2 separate regions of the Mus musculus genome follow, and region 2 is linked to region 1. A link is a loop called in an ENCODE intact Hi-C map of the cell type or tissue named here. Cell type or tissue: gastrocnemius. All regions are shown on one strand. Links, peaks and the distances in the headings refer to the core of each region. The heading gives the core; the rest is flanking DNA. Region 1 has its middle 7.8 kb from the start of Gm34207. Region 2 has its middle 45 kb from the start of Lmx1a.

Region 1 (9,495 bases), core at 698-8,697:
GGGTGCTCTTTGAGACAGATCTCTCTCTGTAGCCCAGGCTAGCCTCAAACTTGGCATCTTTCCTTTCCCACTTCTGAGTGCTGGCATGGTTAGGTAAGTCCTGATCGCTAAAATCACCCTGTCTCTCCTCTTTACTCTTTATTCTCATAGTGATTTGGGAATGTGGCTTAGAAGTTTAACTTCATTCAAGGCTGCTTTGAAATACTCAAATAGGTAATTTGTAGCTAGTGTTACTATTATTTTAGGCATTACCAAATTCTTAGTCCTCACTCATTACTTCTTGTGTTACTGAGATTTCTCTTTTTGGAAAAAAAATTTTTTTTTCGACAGATAACACTCAAAATCCTTCTGGCTTTTGATAACGTCACTGTTTCTGTCTACACTGGCACTCAGGTTAAAGCAGCTGAGCTACTGAAACTTTACACACAAATGGGAAACATTGAATAAAGTATTCTGTGTGTGTGTGCTTGTGCGTACGTGCAGACAACCTTAGTTGTCATTCCTTTGGTGCCATTCACCTTATTTTTGTGAGATTGTCTCTCACTGATTAGGCAAGTCTAGATGCCACTGAACCACCTGACCCCTTCCTTAGCGCTGTGACTACAACTGCACCATTCCCAGCCTTTTGTTTCTATGGCCCCGAGGCTGCAGTTCAGGTCCTAATGCCTGTGCAGTAAATGCTTCCTTGACTGAGCCCTCTCTGTAGCCCCATGAAAGTAGGGTTTAAAGGTTATTTATTTCTGGAGGCTGGAGAGATGGACCAGCAGTTCCAAGCATTGGCTGCTTTTCTAGAAGACCAGAGCTCAATCTCCAGAGTGCACAGTAGTTCATAAGTGCCTGCAACTGTAGTCTGGGAGTCAGGCACACTCCTCTGACCTCTATGGGCACCAGGCATTTGGTGCATATACAAATGTGAGGGCAAAACATGCATACACATGAAAAATCTCCAGTACCTATACAATGCAATATATAGGTTAAATCATATGGAATGACCAGAATGTGGGAGCTTTATTTTTGAGGGAGGGTTAAAATAACCAAATACTAGTATTTTCATATAACTTAACCAAATATGTGAATAGGGAAAATTTCACTAAAATATTTTAAAATCAACTTCCTTTTTAATATTAATGATTGCTTTCTAATGTATTGATTTTATGAGTTGAGCTTTTACATAGTAGGTTTACTTATAGCAGGGTCCGTTTAGACTTTACCAGACTTTCTGTTTTGCACATGTGTGGTATGATGTCCTGACTTGAAGCTCAGGAATTCAAGGGCAACTAGAAATCTTTCAGCACACATCTTTCACAGCATTAACCGCAATCCTCCCTGACAACTTGGAGGTTACTGACTCTGAAACGAAGCCAGTTGCCGAGAATCCAGCATGTATTCTTTCTGTGACCCTTAGAAACTGGCCTGTTTCCTATTAATGATTTTTTTTGTTGTTGTTGGAGGCATGTTATAGTCTAGTTTTTTTTTCTGGTTAATTCCCAGATCTTCTGCCATTTTTCTTGTACAACCCCGTTTTCTTTGTGGTGGGTCTTACCGAAAGACACCACGGGCAGAAAGAGAGCTTCTGGAAATTATCATGTTTCAGCAACAGAACTGTTTAAACATCTGACAGCCATTTGCAACCAAACATCTCTGGTCTCATCCATGGAAAATATCACACATAGCAGAGAAAATGGAAAGGAGCTGGCAGAAGATATCTGCTGAGTTTGCTCTGTGCAGTGTTCAAATGAGTTCCTCGGGGGACCTCAGACTACGGGTATTGGCTCTTTCTGGTTTAACGAGTTGGGAGTGCTCCTTCTTACACAGAGCGAGGAACCAGAGTCCAGTTTTGAAGATGAACTTGAGAAATCAGCTTCCCTATTCCAAAAGTCAGTGTCGTGATGGATAGGATTTAGGGACAGGGCTTAGTAGTTTCATTTCATTTGGAGCAATTTGAGATATAAACCATGTAAGTGTGGAACATATACGATTATTTTAGAAGATCATAGGGGTGAAAGGAACACCATTAGAATTCTCTCTCAGGCAGACAGGGCCCATTCCTGTTGGCACTGGAAAGTCAGGTCACCATTGTTCCAAGGCCCCTCAAAAAAAGTGATTCATAACTCCTAAGTTAGGAGCTTTGAATTTGCATTCTGTTTAGGAATCCAACAATTTTCCAAGGTTGTTATGATGAGTGAAGAAACTCCAGTTAGCCTGAGAGAGAGCCTTTGGGGATGAATTGGTTTAACCCTAGGATGTGATCAGTTTTTAACTCACAGCAGCATTTCCTCTCAGCTAAAGGCACCTGACTAGACAAGGGCAAGAGGATTCTGCAGCCTTTCTTTCTCTGGAGCACACTTCTAGTAGAATAATAAGAGCTCCATTAAGAGACTGCCATTTTTTTCTGTGTGTGGTGCATGCATGCCCTATCCACGTTTTGTGCACACATGTGCTTGCACAGCCCATTCCTCCTGTGTGTAGGCATGGTGTTGATGTTGGGAATCATTCTCCTTTAATCTTTCACTTTATTCATTGAGGAAAGGCCTCTCAATCAAACCCAGAGCTTGCAGATATGCCTATCCTTGCTGGGATTATACAGATAGGCCACCAGGTCCCCTTGGCATTGGCGTGTGTTCTGGGATCTGAACTCTGGTCTCTTTATTCTTCCACTGAAATCTCTTAACAACTGAGACATTTCTCCATCCCCTCCCTGCTACTTTCTTTAATGGAAATACTCTGTTGTTTATTGAGCTTGGTCTAGCATATAAATTACAGTATTGTTAATGGAATTTAGTAGGATGGGAACTTTAGGATAATTAGCAAACCAGTCACCCACCCACAAGAGACACAATCAGAGAAAGTCAAGCTTCATTAGTTTCCACAATGACATGAAAATCTCGGCTAATAATTATAGTTGTCTTGAGCCTCAGGTGACAGCTTTTTGCCCATCAGCTAAGTAGGAAATAAATTTCTGTTTCATGCCTGGGATCTTATACTAATTAATGTAAGAAATGCCTTTATTTACATGTGTACATCTTTGAACCACAAATGCCCAGTAGAAATATAGTGGTACCCATCCATGCAATAGAAGACTTACTCATTACAAAGTAAAAAGATGCCAGAGAAATTAATTTTAATGATATTCTTAACCTAACACATCCCAAATTAGTGTGATGTTTAGTAGTATACTGCCAATATAAAATCATTAAGGAGATAAGTTTATATTTTGGCTTCTACACAAAGACTTCTTAGAAGTCAATGTGGTTTTATAGGCAAGGTGTGTATCAATTTGGGCTGGCCACATTCCAGGCACCAATAACCACTGATAAGTCGTGGCTGTCAGATTGGGTTATACAGCCTTCAACTGTTCCCAAATCCACTACCAGGCAGAAGGTTTTAGAAGGGGAGGGGAAATAGGTCAAAGACTTCCTAAAATTAGGGGAATCTGGGGCACCAAAAATTTCAGGATAGCTGTCCTGGAATGTGGAATAGTGTCTAAAATGTAAACCTAGGGCTGGAGAAATGACTCAATAATTAGGAGCACTGACAGTTCTTCCAGAGGTCCTGAGTCCAATTCCCAGCAACCACAGGGTGACGCACAACCATCTGTAATGGGATCTGACGCCCTCTTCTGGTGAGTCTGAAGACAGCCACAGTGTACTCACATCTAGAAAATGTAAACCCAAAGCACCATTTTTAAAGCTTTACCTAAGACTCCAGCAGGAAAGTGTGATCCGAACAAGTTCAGATACTCAGAGTCCTCAAAAGTGGTAACAGCGCCGGTGGTTTGGATCTGAGACTGAGAATAGACGGGGGACAGGGTAGGGAAAGCTGAGGTCAAAGCAGCTGCGCTGCTCTCTGGGAGTAAGCTCGATGTCTCACACTGTACCTGCTGCATCGTTCGTGCTGTGTGAGAGGCGTCTTCTTTTTTCCCTTGTTCCCCCTCAGGGCAGTTTGCCCACGTGGATTCTCTTTTTGGGCTGCAAGTGATTTCTTATTTTGCATTCCCAGAACCTCATTTCTGCAGCAGCCCAAGCTCATAGGCCTGTTTTATAATCGTGTCACAAATATCAAAGGCTTATTGTTGAAGCATTAGCGATAATGGCAGTAACAATTCAGTTACAATTCCAGTAACAACTCCAAGTCCTTGGGAAATGTTCCATTAAGTCACTCTTAATTAGGGGAGAAGACCAGAGGCAATTCCAGTTGTGACCTACGGGTGGCAGCATTGTCTAAGTCACGAGCTGCTGCGTTATTTCCTCTACTTCCTGGGGTCATGTAACAAGCTCAGTCAAGAAGAGACGTTTTCATCAACAACTCTCTAAACTCCAGACTACAAGGCCAGGGACAACAATTCAAGGACGGGGCTCTGAATTGAGAATTGAGAGCTATAGCTGTACAGGGGAAGACTGGCAGGCCCAGAGTCAAAGAACCAGTTACGAAATTGTAGGGACCCTGGAAGGCCATGGCAGGAGATCTTCAGTTCAGGATGCAAGAATGGTTTTCTCTACATTTGTTAGTTTTCATCAGGTGGATCAACTTACTAATCTAGTATAATCAAGTGGTTGATAGACAATATTTGGAAAATTTGTAAAATTACCCATGAGAAAATAAAAAATTCTGCTCATACATCCCCATCTCTCCCTCTATCTATGTACATATCAGCATAGAAAACTATTTTCCTATTGTTCCAGAGACTAAACCTTAAAACCTTTTGATCTATAAGTCAAGCTATTGGCACTCGGGTGTGGGATTAGGAAGTGGTGTGTATGTGTGCTCTGTGTGTGTGTGTGTGTTTGTGTGTGTGAGTGCGCGTGTGTGCATGCATGTTCCAGCTCTGCATCCTGGTAGACATCACACATACATGCCCCACAGGCATCTTTACCTTTAAGGTCCCTTTTTTTTGTTGATAGTATTGTGATAGAAGAATATGGACAAAAATGGAATATGGCAAATGGATGGACCTGGAGGGCATCATCCTGAGTGAGGTAACCCAATCACAAAAGAACTCACATGATATGTACTCACTGATATTAGCCCAGAAACTTAGAATACACAAGATACAAGATACAATTTGCAAAACACATGAAACTCAAGAAGAACGAAGACCAAAGTGTGGACACTTTGCCCCTTCTTAGAATTGGGAACAAAACACCCATGGAAGGAATTACAGAGACAAAGTTTGGAGCTGAGACAAAAGGATGGACCATCTAGAGACTGCCGCACCCGGGGATCCATCCCATAATCAGCCTCCAAACACAGACACCATTTTATACACCAGCAAGATTTTGCTGAAAGGACCCTGATATAGCTGTCTCTTGTGAAGCTATGCCGGGGCCTGGCAAACACAGAAGTGGATGCTCACAGTCAGCTATTGGATGGATCACAGGGCCCCCAATGGAGGAGCTAGAGAAAGTACCCAAAGAGCTAAAAGGGGGTCTGCAACCCTATAGGTGGAACAACATTATGAACTAACCAGTACCCCCCGGAGCTCGTGTCTCTAGCTGCATATGTAGCAGAAGATGGCCTAGTCGGCCATCATTGGGAAGAGAGGCCCCTTGGTCTTGCAAACTTTATATGCCTCAGTACAAGGGAACACCAGGGCCAAGAAGTGGGAGTGGGTGGGTAGGGGAGTGGGGGGGGGAGTGTCTGGGGGACTTTTGGGATGGCATCTGAAATGTAAATGAAGAAAATACCTAATTAAAAAATAAATTAAAAAAAAAGAATATGGACAAAAAGAGCTACAAAGATTGCACATGAAAGAAGCCAACTGCAGAGGGAGACCGGAAGCCTTTGCTTACCCTGACGTCATCCGACAACAGAACAAGCTCTGGATAAAGCCCAGGAAATATAAAGGGGTGAGATGGGGTGGGTGGTCGGATTACTAGACGTAGTTTTTCCTTTCTAAACAAGCTATCTGTTTCTATTCCATGTCTAACTTAAAAGGCGTGGCCTTTTCCCCATCTCCCCTCCTGGTAGCTGCCAGGATTGTCACATAACCTGTATAATCTACTGTTTTCCTAAATGCTAATAAAATTGTTGTCCAGGTTTCTTTTGAATCTGTTTCTAAATTATTTTATTAACAAGTCTACGATAACAGTATTACTAGCCTTATAAACAACCAGAAGATCCACTTCAGGTAAATCTTCGATGTCATTGGTACACTGGCTCACCAGTGACCCAATCCTGTGGACACGCCAGCATCTCTACCCATTGTCTTCATGCCTTCCCTGATACCCTTATTTCTCCGTCCCTCTTTCTTTTGTTCTTTTGTCTATCTGACTGTGTTTTTGTTCTGATTTGTATCTTGTCTCTGGCTGTACTCTGCTCTAACCTGCCTCGCCCACTTAGTCCTGAGGTCTTGCCACACTGTGCGCCAGCTCACAAACCTTCGATAGCCTGGGCTGTTTAGCACATAAATCCTAGTTCTTATCGGAAGCTGAAGCTAGTCTTCCGCTAGACTGAGGCAAATGCTTTGCTCCGTGTGAGTCTTGTCAGACTCATTGCACACACCGTCATCCCACTTCAGTATTCAGTCTTTCAGATCCAAACTCTACCTGTCTCTCAAAGGTCACCTTAAGTGTCTTTTTCACCTCTGAAGCTTTTCTTACCACCAATAATTCCAAAGGTTTCCAAACTATCCTAAGTATGGTACTTTATGTGTTTCACTCATGGAGAAATGAATGCTTTCTATCTTATTATTATAAGACACATACATATTGTCTTAGCTTTAAAAGACAAGGACTGAGGGCATAGCTTAGTTGGTGAAATGCTTGACTAGCATGTATGAGCCCCTGGATGGAATACTCAGCACTACATAAAAGCAGATACGGCCTTCAGGAAGTACAGGAGAAGAGTCAGAAGTTCAAAGCTATCCTTGGGCACATAGTGAGTTTAAGGTTAGCCTGAGATATATGAGACTTTGCTGAGAGAGAGAGAGGGAGGGAGAGGGGGAGGGGGAGGGGGAGGGGGAGGGGGAGAGGGAGAGGGAGAGGGAGGGAGGGAGAGGGAGAGGGAGGGGGGAGGGAGGGAGGGAGGAAGGGAGGGAGGGAGAGAAAGAGAGAGAGAGAGAGAGAGAGAGAGAGAGAGAGAGAGAGAGAGAGAGAGAGATTAGATAAATCCCACCACCTCATGCTTTTTGGTGTTACTTGAGATTAAATTTAGGGCCTTACTCATGCTAGGCATGTATTTAATCACTGAGCTGAGCTGTATCCCTGGGTCCATGATGCATCAACTGTGGTTTTTTTTTTTTTTTTTTTTTTTGTTTTGTTTTTTTTAGAATTTCCTGTGTTTACATCATTTCCAATCCACACTCTTCCCCCATGCAGCTCTTTCTGTGCACCCCACTCCCTCTGAACTTTGTGACCTCTTCTTAATCACTACCGTTACATATATACATCCATCCATACATATGTACATGGAAATACAATCTGTGGAGGCCATTTACTGTTGCTCTTCTATGTATTTTATTAGGGCTGACCATTTGGAATTGGGTAACTTATCAGGGGGGCTATCTATACCCTGAAGAAAACTGGTTATCTCACAGCAACCATTGATTGCCTGTAGCTCTTTATCTAGGGGCAGGGAGTATCAACTGTTTTTGTTTTTCTCATTTCCTCATTACATAATATTCTATGTGAATGTTGTTCTGAATATTTTTTGGGGGGGTGTTTCGAGACAGGCTTTCTCTGTGTAGCCCTGGCTGTCCTGGAACTCACTTTGTAGACCAGGCTGGCCTCGAACTCAGAAATCCGACTGCCTCTGCCTCCTGAGTGCTGGGATTAAAGGTGTGTACCACCATGCCCGGCTGTTCTGAATTTTTTTTTTTTTGTTGTTGTTTTGGTTTGGTTTTGGTTTTTCGAGACAGGGTTTCTTTGTGTAGCCCTGGCTGTCCTGGGCTGTCCTCTGTAGATCAGGCTGGCCTCGAACTCAGAAATCCGCCTGCCTCTGCCTCCCAAGTGCTGGGATCAAAGGTGTGCGTGCGCCACCACAGCCGGCTGAATATTTTTATTTTTAAATTACATGTATATATCTGTGTCTACATGTGGGTATATGAGCATAAGTGTCTGCAGAGGCCAGAAGGAAGCATCAAGTTGCAGGTGGTTGTGAGCCACCTACTGTGGGTGCTGGGAACCAGGCTCAGGTAAGAGCAGTATGCTCTGTCAACTGCTAAGCAATTGTTCCAGCTCTCAGAATATTTATCAAAGGAGCAATGAACAGCTAGTGTTACTATCAGGATCTGTGTCATCCCTTCTTAATTTTCTCTTCAGACTAAGCTTCCCTAGTGTCTCAACCTTTCAGTTTGGGTGCTGAAGACCCATAGCTAAGATTGAGGAAAAGTTAGTTATGAGCTGTGTCCGTGTCTTCCACAGAAGGGTGGAGCTAGGCATTTGGTCCCTCAGATACACTCTGGAGAAGTGTATTCTTGTCTGAGGTCATATCTTCAGTTCTCTAGAACATCTCAACATCCAGCCTAGCTGTTCTTTTTTTTTAAAAAGATTTATTTATTTATTATATGTAAGTACACTGTAGCTGTCTTCAGACACACCAGAAGAGGGCGTCAGATCTTGTTACGGATGGTTGTGAGCCACCGTGTGGTTGCTGGGACTTGAACACTGGACCTTTGGAAGAGCAGTCGGGTACTCTTACCCACTGAGCCATCTCACCAGCCTCTAGCTGTTCTTGAGGCGGTCAGTGAGTCTGTCCTCTTCAGGGATGTTCTCACATGCTTCCAAGGTAGGGGAACACACAGACAAAAGGAAAGGTGCAGTCTGGGGGCTGGAGTCTGGATCCCTTGGGAATAGCTTCATGTTTGGTGACTGTATAGCATTTCTATAGTTTTCCTTTGACCCAAAGATAGAGCCAGATTAGGGAACTAGAAGCCACAGCCAGGTTGCAGAACCCAGTCTGGTGGTGCCTGGCTGTCTGCTTGTGAAATCCAATCTTGAGTGTGGAGTTTCCACAGCCTCTCATTCGCCTTTGAGGGTATTTTCCTCCCTGGGCACATGTGGGTGGGTTGCTTGTTGAACAAGATGCAGTGGAACTCCAGGGAGAGACCAGTGGAAAATGTTTTATGCGATTCCATGTGTGTATTCTTCAGTGTCACATTTAAACCTCATTTGAGCACACAGGCAGTGCGGGCTCTTAGTTTCTTACCAGCTATAGTAGAGTTAAACTCCTTCGGAATAAAAAAGAAAAAGATAATTCGGTTGCTTTCTTTGTCAGATCCTATACCAGACAAAGTCAGCAGCACATGTGATTTCCCTGGGTGTTTTATAATGAAGACAGCACACTCTCCCATCAGTTTCTCCTGATCCTTCTTAGCCAGGCCTCTCCCTCTCCCTAACATCAGGCTAGGTCCTGGGTAGCCATGAACCACTTCATTACATGAAAGGCACTTCCAGTCCCCACACCTGCATAGGAAGTACTTTAACCACAGAGCCCCCAGTTTGTTCCTATCACCCTCTTTTTACACCCCCCATAAATCTATATGTAGTCTTTGATATA
Region 2 (9,495 bases), core at 803-8,802, 230 kb after region 1:
CGAGTATCATTCTTCAGGCCTCTAAAGACAGGGCTCCATCTTGGAGGGGTAAGACTGTAATAGCGTCAGCCCTCTGGGAAGTGTGGGCCGGAGTGAGGTGGACTCCAGGTGGAGCCAGGAGCGTCAGGGGCTGCTCCTCCCTCTGCCTGTGCTGGCTGGGCAGGGGCAGCAGTGGCAGTAGGAGCAGGAACATAAGGAGGGGGACAGAGATCCTCCCAGGGGACAGGAAGGGGGAACAAGGCTGACCCTCCTTTAGAGGAAAACGGGTGGGGAGCGGTGGGGTCCATAGCACTTGGTCTAGGTGGTCACTGGCCTTATAAACTAAACCTTCACCCTGTCAATGATGGGGAGATAGAAAGTCCCCTCCTCAGGCCATCCTACTTTATAGGATCTTTCTGCAAAAGATGGTTAGTTTGAGGGGACAAACAACCAGACTTGAGTCTTCTGTGACTTGGCAAAAGTCCTTAAAATGGTTCAGGACCAAGCCCAGCGGGGTGCTTTGTGCCTGTCCCACCCTAGGAGTCAAAGAAAAATTTGTAGGAGAGGACAAAAAGCACAAATGGAATACACACAGACAAACACAGAAGGACATTCCTGGGAGAAAAAAAGCAAAACCAAAGGCTGTCTTAGCCGGTCTTCCTCCCTGTGCATGGGAGGCCCATAGTCCCACAGCCAGCTCAGAATCCAGATGAGAACTAGCAAGTTCTGCTTCCGGTAGGGCCTCGAGAGTATCCTCTGTGGCTCCTGGCCGGTTGACTGCTTTGTCACCCTCGACCTCCAGATTAAACTGGCAACAGAATTAAATCCAAAACAGAAACACAGATGTGGACAAGACAAAAGACAACTGGGTGCCTGAACTTATCAATGGGGGGGTTGTACTCCACTAATTGGGTGGGTGGGGGAGGGGAGTGTCTTCAGCAAATCTTGGACAACCCCCCAAATGTAAGGGTCCATGAGTTTTGGAAGAATGACACCCCAGACTCAAATAGTATGTAAACACAAGAAGTGTTTTATTCTACAAAAGTCCAGCATGCTTTATGAAGATAGACAATCACGTGAGCTCACAGACCTGATTTAAATAAAGCACATTAGGGGAATTCCAGGGTAGGTGGGCTTTGTTTTACTCTATGTCTAAGGATATTCCATTACCCAGAGTGGGGGGTGGCTGGAAACTGCTGACCCTTTGTCCTTGCTTCAGGCCAGGTAGTGGAGGCAGTTTCTGATGGCAGGGCAGTTTCTGACTAGCAGCTGCCTGAAGCCGAGGTTTTTAGGCCTAATCATCTGAACTGCCAATCTGAAGCCTGTCATGGAGTCTGCCTGTCTCATCAGAATCACCTGGGAAGAGATTCTCAGTAGGGCTTGTCTAGCTCAGGTTGGCCTGGGAGCCTGTCTGTGGAGGAGAATGTCTCGATTATGCTAATTGTGTGGAAAGACCTAATCCACTGTGGGCAGCACCATTCCCTGGGTTCTGAGCTGAATAATAGACGTGCACACATTTATTCTCTCTGTTCTTGACTGCCATGTGACTGGCTGCTTCAGGTTCCTATCTCGACTTTCCCACAATGATGGGCTACAACCTAAATTGTAGTCAAGCAAACCCTTCTCCTTAGAGTTGGTCTACCCAGAGCATTTTATCTCAACCGCAGGAAAGAAATGTAGCTCACTTTCTCCAGCACGCAGTTCTCCAGTGGGCAGAGGAAAGGAAGACTTAAAAACAATGGTGATGAAAGTTGTGAGATCAAAAGAATGGACCACAAGCTTGGGATGAGGCTGGATAATTTCAATGACAGAAATGAACTGTTTTGTGCATCTACCTAGGTACTGTCAGCAGGCAGGGAGAAGGGGCCCAATAGAGCTGGTTAGAAAGCTGCTGTTGGGAGAACACTAAGGCCTTTTCTGCCTCATAGCCATATGTAAGAGGCACAGCTTACAGAAAGCATTTGCCAGACCAGAACTGTTAAACACGGCAGACCTTTTTCTTCAAGGGAAGAAAATGGCTGACACCCGTTCACCTGGAAGGCTGGTGTGGATGTTGCCTTAACAACCTGGAGATCCTTCCTGGTCTGTGGATCTAGCATTTACCCGAAAGCCCCAGCATTCTGAGCATCCTGAGCATTGTTTAGGCTCTAATCCCGAGCTTTGTCTCTCAGTGAATAGAACCTTCCCCAGGACACAGGTCCCAAAGTTTGCATCTTCTACCGATGGAACCCATCAAAGGCAGTCCCAGCTAGGTCCATAGCTGGGTCCCTGCCCCCCCCCCCGCCAAAAAAAAAGCCTTAGTTATCTCCTCCTCCCCTCCCCCCTTCTCCCTCCTCCTCTTCTTCCTCATCCCCTCCCCTCCCCCTTCTTCTTTCTCCTCTTCCTCCCCTCACCCCTCTTCTCTCCTCCTTCTTTTTGTTTTTGTTTTTTCAAGACAGGCTTTCTCTATGTAATGTTATCTGTAGACCAGGCTAGCCTTAAACTTAGAAATCCACCTGCCTCTGCCTCCCTAGTGTGGGGATTCAAGAGGTGTGGCACTATGGTCGGACTGTTTGTTTAGTTTTCTCCTTCTTTATGCAGCCACAGCACGCTCATTCTGGCCAGGCTTGCTCTCCCACCAATCAGTGACTGCCTGTGTGTTTGCTTTGACTTTCTTCTGTGTCTGGGAGGACACCTTTTCCAGTGACTCCTATTCCAGCTCGACCTGTCCTTTCAGGCTGGCCTGTCACCATATCTTTATGCAACCATTCCTGATCTCCCTACTTCTCTGGTTCTTCACATTATTTCGAATCTCTCTCCATTTGAACACCATTCACACTGTGTGTGGCATATTCTATTATTCACTTTCATATTATAAAAACTTTACCGTGAACTCCTTGAGCAGAGATCATGTCTGATGGAAGTGTTTCCATAACAGCTTAGAGCCAAGCACCCAGTTCAAAGTTGGCATTTTCCCCCCACAGTTGGTACCCCTGGTTTCGTTCTATTTCATTCCATTGCAAATAGAGCAATCTCATTGTCAGACTGTGAGCAGTTAAATCACTTTTCAGGGGTATGGGGAGCAGGAAGCAAATGAATTCAGGCCTTAGTGTTCATTGCCTCGGGGAACTGATACACGAGACAGACAGAAAACATTAAGATCAAAGTTAATAGAGATCCCTTCTCTGGGACTGAAGTGATAGACGTGGCTTGGAGGGTGAGGTGCTTGTCACACAAGCATGAGGACCTGATTGTAGTTACCTAGCACCCCACCCACAGAGAAGCCTGGAATGGCAGCAAGCTTTATGATGCCAGTGTGGTGAGAAGTATACAGGTGGGCTATGGGGGAATGGATGAGAGCCTGACTGAATACAAGGTGTTGACATGAACCAAGCTGGGTCAAGGACCCCAATACCTCAGACCCATGGGAGCTGGCTAATCCTTCTCCAGGTCAGGAGTTGGCCAAGCCTTCCTCTGGCCCCAGAGCAAATGCTGACTGCAGGTGCAGACCGGTCGATTATAGCTTCTTCTCTAGGATTGATGCCGGCTGAGACTGCTCCCCTACAGAGACTTCCTACGAACATTAGCTAAGCCTGCCTCCTTGTTCAGCTGTGTACCACGAGCCCTCCTTCCTATGCAGCTGTATACAAGAAACCCAGCTCCTTGATTCAGATGCATAAAATAGACATGATGAGTTTCTGGCTTGCTATTGCTGCTATTTCTTCATCAGAGAGAGCACAGCCTACCAGATCCCAGCTTTCCTGTCTGTGTGTCCATCCTTTCTTCACTCAGCTATAGCCCTAGTAAGATAAATTTCGGAAGCAGTGTGAAATGTGGCAGTGGATCCCAGAGACTCACAGGCCAGCTAGGGTAGCCCCAGGTTAAGTAAGAGACCTTTTCTGAGAAAGAGAGAGAGAGAGAGAGAGAGAGAGAGAGAGAGAGAGAGAGAGAGAGAGAGAGAATATGTATGTATGACATCTATTCATTCTAAATATGAAGAAACAAAGATTGCTGAGGTCAGTGTTGGTCCCAGGGCACACACAGAGCTCAGGGTGAGGGGCATGGCTACCCTCACTGCAGACACTGTTCTTCAAGACCTCCTGTGTCCTGTGCTGTGACTGAGAAGGATCTGCAGACTGAGGCGCTAGTAGATGCAAGGGGCACAGAAAGGAAGAGCTCTTCTTAAGTAAATGTGGAACTCGGACAAACCAGCAGCTGGCTGACATATTCCGAATGTTCAGCTTGTGGATATTTTCTTTGGCTAGTTCTCTTTTAGACTTTCGTCTTTAAAACTGGTTTAGAGGCCACCTAAGAAGGTGGTCTCACGATTCTACACTGAAAACTCATTAAATAACCACAACCCCCCTCCCCCACGTGACACAGATTCTCATAGCATCCGCAACTGCCCCACCTGCCCTAGCACCATGCTGGCTCTTTCTTAGTTCCTAGCTTCCTTCCCTACATTATTTAATACATTTGGGATGGAATGGGACTTGACTGTTTCCAAACATCAAATCTTTTCTCTGAGTGATCACTGCATCAACAGCTGGCTTTTGGCGAGTCTTCCCTCAAACTGAACTAAGGCTTTCGGCTATAAGGATTAATTTAGGGCATCGCTGGGACTAGGAGGGGCTAGGTGGGTAGTGGCAAGGAAACTTAAACTCTTCCCCTTTTTCCTAAGGTGCCCAGGGAAAGCAGATCAGGGAAAAGAGTCTCTGCCAGCTTGTGAAGCACCCCCACCCCACCCCACTCCACAAAAAAAGGAAAAAGAAAAAAAAAAGAAAAAAAGAAAAAAACAACTTCCAGCCAGAAGAGAGCCACTCTCACCCTCCTGGAAAACTCCATGAAAATGTCTCCCGTGACAGATTTGGATCAAACAGCCATCTCTGACCACAGACCACAGAGGAACTGGCCCTGGGCCCAGAGTCCCCACGGGAGAAACTCCTTGGGCTGTGCAGCTGTGGCGCAGCTAGAAACCCATCCATCTTTAGCTGGATGCTGCGGCGTGGAGACAGTTAGGCACGGGCGCCCTCTGCTGCTGGCTCCCGGTATTAGTCGCGCCTGTCTGGGAGAGCATCTTCCAGAGCCTTGGGAGAGCCTCCAACTCTGGCCAGAAGCTCCTGGAACCTGTGTCATTCAGTGGAATGTTTGTTTCAGACTCTGCGGAAAAGGGCCCCAAGGAGGAGTCAAAGCGAGAGCATGAAGACACCCACAGAGGAGGCATAGGAATATCAGTGCAGGATGGGAAACAGTGAACCCTCCCGCAGCAGCTGAAGGGAACATAGACTAGACTTGCCTTGTCACCCGCACAGTGTTTCAGACTTAGGACTGGATCTCACTCTGACAGAAACGTTTCCATTGTCACTGACAGACAGATGTTCCCACAAGTAGAACATGGGACTCGGGAGTAGCCAAATTAATTTTCAATGGGAATCAGGACTTCTTTGCCCCATACCCCTTTAACCAAAGCCAAGAGAGTATAAAAATGTTGGCTGGGATCATCACTTCCCACATCTGAGGAGCCAGATGTAGACTCAAAGGAAGCCAGAACTGCTTATAGCGCACCTAACAGTTAGCAAAGGTCGGGGAACTGGTGTGAAGAACAGAGCCCAAAGAGAAGGGCAGAGGATTCTCTGATGGCAATGGGGCAGTCCATTATGGCACCTTGAGCAGATCCTGGACCTCACAAGGCTTCGGAGTCCTCTGCTGTGTGATAGAAGAGTCTGGTCAGATCACCTCCAAAACATCTTTACTTTAGTGAATCAATAGTGTCTATCAGAGATCATCTGGCTTTGTGTTCCAAGATCTGGAGTGGAAGCAAGGGACCACACCCAGTCTTGGATACCGGTTCTAGAGGAAGCAGAAAGATTTCTTAGCTCAGAATCTGAAGGATAAAACACACAAGTTAAATAGGATTGTCTAATATATGTTATGAGTTTGGTGCTGTTAAATGACACAATTATAGAGCTAGGGAGAGGGCCCAATCTGTAGAAAATGTTTGATTTACAAGCACCAGGACCTGCGTTTGATCCACAGAACCCATGCAAAAATCAGGTTGCAGTGGTGGTCTGAGTTTATAATTCCAGCAGTGAGCAAGCTGAAGCAGAGTTCTAGGCAAGCTAGAGAAGGAGGAGGAGGGGAAGGGGGAGGGAGAGGGANNNNNNNNNNAAAGAAGAGAGAGATCTGAAGAAGCTACAGTGTACTTACATATAATAAATAAATAAATCTTTAAAAAAAAAAAAAAAAAAAAAAAAAGAGAGAGAGAGAGCCAACCTGTATGCCTCTGTGGTTGTCTTCAGCCTCTCTAGGCTTGACAGTGCTGGCGAGCCCCAGGAGAAAAGATACAAATGCATCCTTCTAGTTCAGTTGTTCTCAACCTGTGGGTCACGACCCCTTTGGGGTTGGAATAATCACATAGCCGGCATGTCAGATACTTACATTACCGTTCACAACAGTAGCAAGATTACAGTTATGAAATAGCCAGAAAATAACTTTACAATTTATGCAAAATAACTTTCACGTTAGGAGTCACCATAATGTGAGGCACGGTGTTAAAGGGCCGCAGCGTTAGGAAGTCTGAGAACCACTGCGCTAGCTGATGGCACAGAACACTCAAGCCACCTCTTCTCCTCTTCCTCGCCTGCTCTTTCATATTTAAATCCCCCCAAGGTACTCACTTCTCCTATTTTTTTTTCTTACCAGTCTTTGAAAATGTTCTTTGCACGAGTTTATCTGTCCATACGACAAGCGTGGAAATCACTACTATTCCATTTTTTTTTTAGGTGTGTATATGGTTTGTTGTCTGTCTCCCTTGAGGTTTTGTTATATTTGGTCCTGTGCTTTGGGGCTGTGTTAGCACTAGCTGATGTGTCCTTTGGTTGCATAGTGTTCCTGCAGACACGCAGGTGGCCTGCAGTGCCTTTGTAGACATTCTTGCTGATATCCATATTATCTATTTGAGACAGGATTTCTTAAATGTAGGCTGGACTGGCTGACTAGCAAGTCCCAAAACCTTAGACTTCTCCAACCATGTAAGAAGCCAGTGAGCTGGGACCTAGGGGCAGGAAGTAGCCTTCACCAGACAGAGGGCCTGTCAAAGCTTTGCTCATGATCTTCCTAGTCTCTAAATCCACTTCTCTTAGCCACTGTTCTATTGCTGTGAAGAGATACCATGGCCAAGGCAACTCTTCTAAAAGAAAGCATTTAATTGGGGGCTTGCTTACAGGTTTAGAGGGTTAGTTCATGATCTTCATGGTGGGAAGCAGATAGCCATGGGTCTGGAGCAGTTTCTGAGAGCTTTACACTTCCAGAGACATATCTCTTCTAACAAGGCCACACCTCCTCTCCAACATGGCCACACCTCCTCTCTAACAAGGCCACACCTCCTCTCCAACATGGCCACACCTCCTCTCTAACAAGGTCACGCCTCGTCTTAATCCTCCTAAAACAGTTCACCAGCTGGGGACTAAGGATGCAAATATATGATCCTATGGGGCCATTCTCACGCAAACCACCATGCCATGGGAATGAAACTGTAGTCGTCTACTCTGTGTCACTTTTAAGACTTTGCCACACTCAGCCCTAAATGGGATATCTTTGTCAAATGTCAACCCCCTACCTCCCCATTCAAGGCTCAGAGAACCATGCAGAAGAGGAAGCAAAAAGATTGTAGGAGCCAGAGTTACTGATGCCCCCAAGGAAACATCATTTTCCACACACAACAGAACTCACAGACTGTGGCAGCACACATAGACCTGCAATGGGAGAGAGGAGAGAGCAGTCCTTGGTGCCCAAGTTCTGTCAGACAGTGATTACAGCTTGTTTGGAATTAGATCTCATACACACCTGTGGGGAATGGAACATTTAATCCTAGGGCAGAGACGGGGAAAGCCTGGTTTCCTGAAGTGAAACAGAAGAGAGTTGTCACCAGTATGAGATGTGAATGCTCTGAAAGATGAGGAGTCAAGATGCTGACCCAGTTGATAAATGGCACTACAGCCACGTGGGCACATGTCACGGTACCTCTTACCTGCAAGACCAGTGTTCTATATGCATCTCCTCCTTATACCACCAAAGCCCTTCTGGGAGGTGGGGACTGCCACCATTCTCATTTCAATGATGACGACATCAACACTCAAGAAAGTGCATTTAACTCAATTAGTTATTTATTTAATTTAATACAGGGTCCCATAGCTAGTTATGGTAAACCCCACAGTCAAACTCATAATTGTCTCTTATTACTTCACAGTCTTTTAACCACTGCACACCATCACTGATAGGACAGCCAGTCCAGGAAAGGAACTTTATTCCACACATAGTTCAGTGTGAGTGCCTCCGCCTGCCCTGACATCCTAGGATCGTCTGATACTGTCGTTGCCTCTGGTTTCCTTCTTGAAACTACTATTTCCACTCCACTCCTAGCACAAATACTTCCTCCCCTGGATGAAGCTGACCACACACACAGGGCAGGGGAGAGGCACTGGCACGATAAGGGTCATCTGTGTTGGGGTGTCCATGGGCAGCTGAAGAAGGATATTCTCCGCCAAGCTGCCTGATTCCAAACGGGCTCAGCCACGTTTGTTCAGACTTTCCAAGTAATTTCATCCCTGGGGTGGAAACAGAGCATGGAATGATTTGGAGCAAAAGGACAATTTTTGGACAATTACAAGTGAGTGAAACCAGGAGGTTTATAATGGAAGTTGTCTCTCAACCCCTTAACTTTTAGCATTTTGTAACCAAGGATTCTGTCTCTCAGGTTTTGGTGGTGGGAACACAATGCTAAGCAGCTGTCTGGAACAGCTTCTAGAGGTCCAATAATTAGAAACAGCTACACTGACTCCGGGGCCCATTGGTTGGGTTGCAAGGAGCATGGCTGTACATTCAGAGGGAGAAAGAGAAAAAAGGCTGGAAACGCGTAAAAAATAAAAATTCAACCAAGTATGTCAGATGTGTTTTTTTTTTAAAAGTGGCTTGCATTTTGCTTTTCAAAATTGCACTGTCTAATCTTAATAATTCTTGTGTGAGGAATGAGCTGGAAGAAAAGTCAAAAATCCTGACAATAATGGGGAGCCAGCCCCATCTATTATTGGGGGGCACACGGTCAGTGGAAGGCGACAGTGTGGTTTACGAGTAAATCAGGTGACACGGCTAGGAAGTTAATATTGTCTGCCAAAAATAAAAAAAAGTGTAAGGAGCCTTGTTGTCATCTTCCAATTTCCTCAGACAGATTTAAAAGCTGGAAAACGCCCAGCTATTGTGCAGGCCTGAGACACGGGCTTCCTGGAGACAGATAACAAGCTTTTTGGGTGTCCCTGTCTACTCGGTGGTTTCTCGAAGCCTTTGTCTTTGGTCTTACAATGGCTGAGATAACGTGGACCATATGAAGGGGCTGCACATATGGAGAGGGTGGGATGTTGTAGGCAGAGGGACTGCCGGGATAAGGCAGAAGCAAGAATTGAGGGCAAAGGTAAAAATAGCATTTCCAGAAGCATGGTAAGGGGCGGGACTTGGGGAAGAGGGGAAGTCTCCACTCACCCA

The links. Peaks named below come from ENCODE experiments on the same cell type or tissue, not always from the same donor. Only the 100,000 strongest peaks of a DNase experiment are listed, where the experiment ranks them.
Region 2: it touches region 1 in a loop (7-fold over the local background); 38 of 42 quality-filtered maps call a loop at or near these places.

Annotation. Positions count from the first base shown.
Region 1 is chr1:167,410,829-167,420,323 of GRCm38, forward strand. No RefSeq gene overlaps it. Among named protein-coding and RNA genes, the nearest start is that of Gm34207, 7.8 kb to the right of the region's middle. In gastrocnemius, for the core only: no CTCF peak of the experiment used is centred there; DNase peaks (open chromatin) are centred at 3,949 and 4,206.
Region 2 is chr1:167,640,107-167,649,601 of GRCm38, forward strand. No RefSeq gene overlaps it. Among named protein-coding and RNA genes, the nearest start is that of Lmx1a, 45 kb to the right of the region's middle. In gastrocnemius, for the core only: a CTCF peak has its summit at 5,005 (motif pointing left); a DNase peak (open chromatin) is centred at 4,978; H3K27ac peaks cover 98 bases.